Linked DNA regions of Homo sapiens: region 1 is linked to region 2. The links are chromatin contacts, found by Hi-C or POLR2A ChIA-PET in ENCODE. All regions are on one chromosome and are shown on one strand. The core of a region is the stretch at or near the end of the contact, and the rest is flanking DNA. Distances in the headings are between cores, read along the strand shown.

Region 1 (3,919 bases), core at 567-3,066, 300 kb before region 2:
CACGCTTAACTAAACAGGAAGCACTGTACGAAAAAGAGAAAGATCCAGACTCATCAGTCTGGTTGGGTTACATCAGCCATGAAAATAAACCCAAGCGGTAGGACTGGAGCCCAGAGAGATCAGGCAGGTTTAATGGAAACCAGGCAACGAGCAGGTGTGTCTCTCTGAGCATAAACATCCTTGATGGCACCCCGTGTTCCATGCCTTCTCCAGGGTCCGAGGTCCCACCATGGGATGCGAGCCCATCGCACTGTTTGCTGGGCCTCCATTTCTAAACCTACCCAAGTGCCCTCTTCCAGATAAAATTCTAGCCTGCTCTGTGGCTGATTTTTCTCTCTCACAGTGGGGTTGTCATGGAAACGGGCCTTTCCCATCCACCACTGATTGAATCAAGTTTCGGAGCAGGGGTGGGGGGAGTGCTAAGAAAAATGAGCAAGTGGAACAGGACTCTCCCCAAATGCTGCTTAAATTGAAATCATCTGTTCTCACAGCCCAGGCTCCCCTCCCCAGCCACACCCCGGCAGCTGTGAAGGTGGGCGGGGCAGCCGCCCTCACCAACAGGGTGGATCAGAGTAAGGTGATGTGCTGAGAAATGCACTGAGAAATGCACTTCGGGCTGCTTTTCCCCCCTCCCCCTGCACGCCTGCTGCCAGCTTTCACACTGGGCATGGGCCAGCCTCTGGGTCCCTTTCCTGGGGCCACAGAGATAATGAAGAAGTTCTAGGGACAGTTGGGGAGCTGAGCCTCACAGGCATTCTCTGTCTTCCCGAAGCTCCCATTGTCACCTCCTCCCCAAGACAGGCCTTCTTCTCCCTTGTCGATGCCTGAAATCATCCACCTTAGCGTTTTGTTTCTTTAGCTTAGGACTTTGATACTTAAGGCAAATAACCCAGGTGAAGAAGGAATAGCAACGCCTTAACGTGAAGAAAGGATGCTGGCCCTGCTGCAGAAAGTGGGCATTGTCAGCCTTAGTGAGACAAATTTGCTGAGAGCCTACTGTGTGCCAGGCATGGTCCTAGATACCAGGACACAGCAGCGGGAAGAACACAGTGGCCTGGGGGGCAGGAGAGACAGACACCGTCCAGAGGAGTTCAGGAGCCATGTGGAGCACCAGAGACCAAAGATGCTGCCGTCATCCCCTTGCCTGGCTCGCAGGCTGGAGTCCAGAGCCCCAGGACCCTGTCTAGCACTTCCTTCAGCTAGTCCTGCCCTTGCAGGGAACATTCAAAATATCTGAGGAACTTCTTCAGATGCAGCAGTGAGCTCTCTGGCCTGCAGAGCCTGAAGGGCTGCCTAGGGTGGATGGATAAATGGCTCACAGCCTTCCTTAGACATGCCTCAGTGTGCATATCTGTTACTTCAGCACCAAGAGTTCTGATGCCCAGAGGGCAGGGAGGACAAGTCCAGGAAAGGACACTGCTTAGCAACGTTACACAGATGGCCAGCACTTTGGCTGAATCTGGCCGAGCCTCCTGTGGGGGGAGATGCTTCCAGAATCCGGTTACCCCTTCCTCCCACACCCCAGGATCTCCAAATCCACAGGGTTGGGCGGGTGCCTCCAAAGCCAGCACACTGTCAGTGAATGTTCTCAGCAGGTTCGTGGATAGATAGAAAAGGTGACCCGGAAAGGGGTGAAGGAGAACAATGGGCAAGGGTGCAAAAAAGGGGGCAGGATTCGGTGGTGGGCTTCTTGCCCAGCTTAATTGTTTTCATCCTCAAAATGATTCCTAACAGCTGGGCCAGGGATCATCCTGCTCAGATTCCACAGACTGCGGAGGGAAGCCAAGGGACTTGGCAGGCGAGTCCTGAGGCCGGTGCACAGGCGAGCTCAGTGCGGGAAAGGAAGGGGTGAGAGAGGCCCAGCCATTCTGCTCTGTTACAGCTTTTTTGGTGGGTGCTTTGAAGAGAGAGGGGTTGGCTACAGCCCAAGCTGAGTCCAGGCTTTCCTGCCAGGGTGTCCTCCCTTCCCTCCACATGACACCCAGGGTGGTCACCTTCAGGCCTTTCCCTGGACACCTGACCTGTGACATAGCTTCCAATTTCCTGTTGTCTTGTGCCAGCTTTCTCAGGTGGCCAGAGCAGAGGGCCAGCAAGGCCAAGGGCTAAATGCAAATCCCCAAGGAGATAAGTGAGCAGCATTCTGGTCTGTGGCCCCAGGTGGCTGCCCTGACCCTAACAAACCATGGGATGTATGTTGGCCTCTGGTCATGAGAGGAGCCAGCTGCAGCACGGGGCTGAACAGTGTAGCCTAGGTCTGTCCAGGCAGCTGTAGCTCCATCAACAGCAAAAAATTGCACATTTCAGCCCCTGAACTTAAACGTGTGTGGCGAACGTGGCGGCAGTGCTTGCCTGGCCCCAGCTTCCAGCCTCGAGGTGGAAGGGGTTTCAATACATGTACTAGTTTCTTCCAGGCTGTCTTGGTGACATGATTTAAATAATTATAAAACTCTCTAGCATATAAAATAGGTGACAAATACCAGAAATCAAGCACTGGAGATAAACAGCCTCAAACTAGGAATTTAGTCCTCCTGCAATATAATTCCATCTGAATTTTAGCCGTTCACTCAATCATTACCTGTTGTGTGCCTAATACTATTAGCAAGACACTGCTATAATTGCTTATCCTCTCATTTAATCCTTGTAACAGTCATGTAAGGCAAGTACTATTATTATCTCCATTTAACAAACGAGCCCACTGAGGCACAGAGAAGATAATTTAATTAACTCGCCCAAGTCACAAGGCTAAATCCTAGAGCAGGGCTTGGAACTCAGTGCTCTTGACCATCATCTGTATACTATGTGACAGTACTGTGCTGAGTTTTCTAAGGGAGTGAAAATACATTTACGAAGTGGTCATTGCCCTTGGGGAATGTACCATCCTCAAGACTTAAGAATGCTCTCCAGGCTGGCCTGCACAAATTTCCTGCCCAACCTGAAGCTTTGACCTCTGTATACCTTGGGTCTTTGGACTTCAGTGCTATGGCCTGGCCATCATCAGCCAGCCCCTCTCCTTTCCCTACCCATTAAACCCCAAAACCTACTGAAATCAACCTTATAAACCTCAACCTGTTCTTCCAGGCAGGTCACCCAGAGCTCCTTCCTACCTCGACCATTACCCTGAAGTAACGGAAAGGATTATACAGCCCTTGCCTAGCTTCATGATAAAGATCTTGTGCAGAGGCCAGAGGACACCGCTGAGTTGGGCCCACTGCCTGGGCTCAATCCCCGCAGCCAAATGTGAACCAGGTCAAATAGCAGAGAAATGAGACACACTGAACGCCGGAGCCCATTTGGCCTAGCCCAGCCAGCAAGGTCACCCTCAGCTGTCGGCTTGCAGACAGGTCACTTGGCATTTTAGTGACTACCCTCACCTGCAGATTTGGGAGATGGCACTTGGCATTTGGTCTAGAAACTGATTTCTCTGGACCCCAAGAGCTGGCACAAAGTTTTATAAATGAGCAAAAGTCAAAGAGAAGATTTCATTAGGAACTTAAATGTGGAGGTTCCAGTCAGGGTTGCAGCAAACAGGGCCTGAAAGCGCACCAACGTCAGAGTGATGAAGATACAAAAAGAAAGCCTAAGAGGGATAGGAACATTCTGGAGCTGGTGAGGGCTATCAGACACCATCGCAGAATGTTAGCCAGTGACTGGATCTCCTTCCCTGGGGAGCCGTTAAAACACAGGTGCGTTTTGAAGACAGGAGCTGGAGATGATCTGTCCATCCCACTGTTGACTTCTGGCTCTAGAGTCACCAAGAGTCTTTAGAGAGGGCCAGTGTCTTTGTTTGGTGCCTCTCCTTTGCCACAGCAACTGCTTGTCTCAGAGGTACTAGGGCATGGGGGCCTCTGAACAGCTTGTGACAGCACCTCGGCTCAGAGAGAAAGGGCTTCTTGTGGGGCATGATGTGGATGAGGATGGC
Region 2 (4,032 bases), core at 1,048-3,547:
TGGGACTACAGGCACGCACCACCACGTCAGGCTAATTTTTTGTTGTTGTTTGTTTGTTTGGTAGAGACAGAGTTTCATCATGTTTCCCAGGCTGATCTCGAACTCCTAGGCTCAAGCAATCCGCCCTCAGCCTCCCAAAGTGCTGGAATTACAGGCATCAGCCACTGCGCCCAGTCTATGTTCTTAAGAATATAAAAATGAAGCTTGTCCTGTGCTTTGTTCGTTTGTAGGAATAACAACCTTCTCTTATTCTGCCCCCCCCCAAAAAAGCATTTTATATAAAAAAATTCAGATTGTTTTCCCCCAGGATTATGTAAAGCATTTTCAATTCTTGTTTTGATAAATGTCACCTAAATCTTAAAATATTAGGGCTTCAGTTTGGGTATTTTTTTCAGTAGTGAATAAGTAAGTAGGCCTCTTGATTAAAAATGTTTGTGTCTGGTATTTTTTCTCTTAATTGACGGGTTTATGTTACTCATCTTTTAAATATGAAAGGTGCGTGAAATACACCAGATGGGTTCCCAACTTGCCAAAGCTCAAGCTACAAAATCAGTAAGCACGGCGCTGCTCTGAGAGGTGGAGTGGGTGACTTCTGAGGGGTTTCTCCACATCGCTGTTTGAAGACCCCTGTATGCTAATGTTCTTTAAGCATCCCTCCAACTGTAAAATTTTATGATTCTACTGTCCCTGAGTAGCTAAAATTGGGTAAGAAAAGGAAATAAGTGTTCCAAGAACCAAATGAGGAATCAGAAAGCCACACTGATTCCTGGTTCGTTAAAGCAGCCATGTTTACCTTGTAGCCATGTTTACCAAGGTAGCCAAGTTTACCCTGGACCCCCATAACTCAATGTTCTGCACCTGCAAAATAGAGAAAGGAGGGGATGAATGAGGGTCTAAACGGAAAAACACCGTCCTTTCTCTCAGTGGTTCTGCTGTGCCTCTCTCAAAGCACCACACCCACCCCAATACCAAATGCCAGGCAGAGTTACATGCACAGTGGAAAGCTGATAAAGCATGACATCAGTAGGGGCCGGGTGAGCTGGGGACAGAAGACAGGACAGGGCAGGAAGCAGAAATCCCAGAATTCGATAGGCAGAGTAATGGAATGGCTCCAAACCATCTTCCCGAACCTCAGATGTGCCAATTTGATTGGATGCAGTTAAAGAGAACAAAAGAATATGCCAATAAAAGCCAAAACAAAAGATGAAGCTACAGCACAGCTTTTCCAAAGGGCTGCCCTGGCCACACGGGCAAGAAGGGGGCCAGCAGCCCCAAGAGCAGGTCCAGAGTCCACCGAGCACCCCGCTCCTGCACCGCTGCTCCCCACAGCTCAGCTGTGCCTCCTGCACCTTGAACCCATTCAAGAAGACTTTTGGGTTTTTCTGTTTGTGTTTGTTTTTGACGGAGTTTGACAAATTGTTATATGAAAAGAACCAAAGAAGAAAAGGGAAAAAATTATTTATTCAGCCTTAAAGAAAAAAAGGATCTATCCTTTTAATTGAGGCAGACAAAGACCTTTCAAAATCCATTCAGTCGTAGCGTCAGCTCTCATGCCACCCATGTTCCGCATGCCTCCCCTGTTCCTGCTGCAGCCACTTCACTCGCCCTGCTCACACCCACCCCTCCCTGCCCCCAGGGCTGCCCTGACTCACCATTCCCCTGGCCTCAAACCCACACACATCCATCTGAAACAAACACATACGAGGACCCAGCAAACACACACTCTCTCACATATACACACACAGATACAGCTACCCCATCCCTCACTCAACTTTCCGACAGCTAGCAGAGATGTCAGCCAGGATACCCAGCTTGTCCCACACCCTCTTCCAGTGAAGCCACCCTGGGCTCAGCCCCTGTGGAGGGGCAGCTGTGCATGACCATTATTCCACCTGGCAACCCCACCCTAGCCGCAGCCACCTGAGCTACAGCAAATGACCCTGAATGTGGCTGGGTGAGAGGGAGGGTGAGCAGGTTCATTTACCTCCTACACATTGCAGGTGAGGGACTTAGGCCGCATTCATTCCCTCCTCACTCCCTCCCTGGGCTGAGATGCATGTAACTGGCTCCATCTCACACACTCCTGGATTGCCTCTTTTATCCTCCTGCTGCAGCCTTTTTCTTTGGAAGAGCAAGTGCCAGAAGATAAGCTTCTGAAACAAGTCAGATTCTTTCTGGGAGCGGTATTCCCACCAGCCTGGAGTGCTTTCACACAGCTTGGTGTCCTGAACAGGCGTGTGCAGTCTGTGGAAGGAAGTGTGATAACAAAGGAATGCAGCTCTGGACCACAGGCCCCCAGGGAAGGGGAGAGAGGAAGAGAAAGGAGGAAGAGCAGAGCCACAGGTCAGGAGTCATTATGCCTTGGTGACACCATCTGCCTGTGACACTGAAGTCACACTCGATGGTAGGGCTTTGAATGCTGGACTCCACAGAACCCACCAAGTATTGGGCTGAAAATCAGCTACAGTTCTGGTCCTCAGTAACCAGGAAAGTCTCCTGAGATACTATTACAGGGTAACCAGTGATTGCGGCACCAAAGTCCTGCTCCCTGCAGCCTCCCCAAATTCCAGCCCTCCCGTTGGATTGGCCTTGGGAATGTGATCTGTTAAAATGCTACCCCTTCCTCTCATTACCTATGTGACATAAAGATCTTGAGAGTGAGTCTTAACTCTCACCTTTGGAGAAATTTGAAACACAAGAAATTACCTCCTTTCTGTTTTTGGAACAGCTGTCATTTCTGCTGGTGAAATCTCAGGTCTTTGGAGTTTCCTAAAGACCCTGGTCATGGAGCCCTTGACAAAGTTCCTAGGCTGCAATAAAGAGATTACATGGAGAGGAAGAAAATTTGCAGGGTAGCAGAAAGACATGGATAGTAAACTGTGTATTGATTTTGCTTTAACTTACCACATCTTCGGCCATTCCCATGCAAACTTTTTCTGGAGAGCTCATAACATGCAAAGGCAACGGCACAAGTTTAATCTTCCTTCATCCCCCAGTGGCAGGATTAGAAAGCCATGAACTGGCCAAAGATCAGACAGAAAGAAAGGGAAGGAGGCAAAGCAAATGGCCTGAGTTATCCCTCCCTGGACCATTCCAGTACCCTAACTAATCAAGAACTGGCCCCTTTTAAAAAGATGAACTTTCTCAGCCTGTATTGGGGCCAAAGCCAAATTTTCTTGTTCTGGTAAATCAGTATTGTTTGAATTCCAAAGAGGCTCAAAACCCACATCGCCATGCAGGTTCCCCAATCATCCCCTCTGACTCTACAAGGTAAATCCACAGACGGAGGAGTTCCTAGGCAACCCAAAGTAAATGCACCAAAGGATCAAGAAAATAATGGTCTGTGAGAGCTCCATTTTTAATTTGCAACCCTACTACCGAGTATATACCCAAAAGAATTGAAAACAGGATCTTCAAAAGATATCTGCACTCCCGTGTTCACTGCAACAAGGTTAAGAAGAGTCAAGTTATGGAAACGACCCAAATGTCCATCAAGAGATGAATGGATAAAGAAAATGTGGTACACACACACAATAGAATTTTTCAGCCTGAGAAAAGAAGGAAACCCTGCCATTTTCGACAACATGGATGAACCTGGAAGACATTATGCTAAGTGAAATGAGCCAGGCACAGAAGGACAAATACTGCATGATTCCACTTGGATGAGGTATCTAAAATAGGCTCATAGAAGCAAAGAATAAAAAGGTGGTTGCCGGGGGCCGAAGGGAAGGGAAATGGGGATCCGTTGCCCAATGGGTATAAAGTTACAGTCATACAAGTGAATTAGTTCTAGAGATCTGCTGGACAGCATTGCACAGTCAACAATACTGTATCATGCACTTAAAATTTTATTAAGAGGGTATGTCTCCTGTTAAGTGTTCTTTCCCTTAAAAAAAGGAATGGGGGGACACAAGTGAACTTTTGAGATGATAGCTGTGTCTATTACCTTGGTTGTGGTAATGGTGTCAAAGGGGCATGCATATGTTCAAACTCATCAAATTGGATACATTAAATAGGTGCAGTTTTTGTATG

What was found. Hi-C counts contacts between places; a loop is a spot of excess contacts on that map. ChIA-PET counts read pairs that join two places held with the same protein, here RNA polymerase II (POLR2A). Pooled maps may share reads with other maps.
Region 1: a loop to region 2 is called in a map of PC-9, with 2.5 times the contacts of the local background. The contact joins two enhancer-like sites. A Hi-C loop is called at or near these places in 5 of 168 maps with a recorded cell type or tissue (IMR-90, PC-9, Right ventricle myocardium inferior and 2 more) and 8 of 50 pooled maps. POLR2A ChIA-PET finds 5 or more read pairs at or near these places in 1 of 52 experiments (AG04450).

What each region holds. Positions count from the first base shown.
Region 1 is chr11:130,828,273-130,832,191 of GRCh38, reverse strand. No RefSeq gene overlaps it. Among named protein-coding and RNA genes, the nearest start is that of LINC02551, 32 kb to the left of the region's middle. Within about 2 kb of position 1,816, at least 9 of the 41 ENCODE cell types and tissues checked have a DNase peak (open chromatin) inside an H3K27ac peak, as active enhancers do; they include heart left ventricle and heart right ventricle, where a contact is called at or near this core.
Region 2 is chr11:130,526,061-130,530,092 of GRCh38, reverse strand. LOC105369574 (a long non-coding RNA gene) reads right to left here. Exons shown (of 5, transcript XR_007062953.1): 2 at 794-858. Among named protein-coding and RNA genes, the nearest start is that of ADAMTS15, 79 kb to the right of the region's middle. Within about 2 kb of position 2,297, at least 6 of the 41 ENCODE cell types and tissues checked have a DNase peak (open chromatin) inside an H3K27ac peak, as active enhancers do; they include heart left ventricle and heart right ventricle, where a contact is called at or near this core.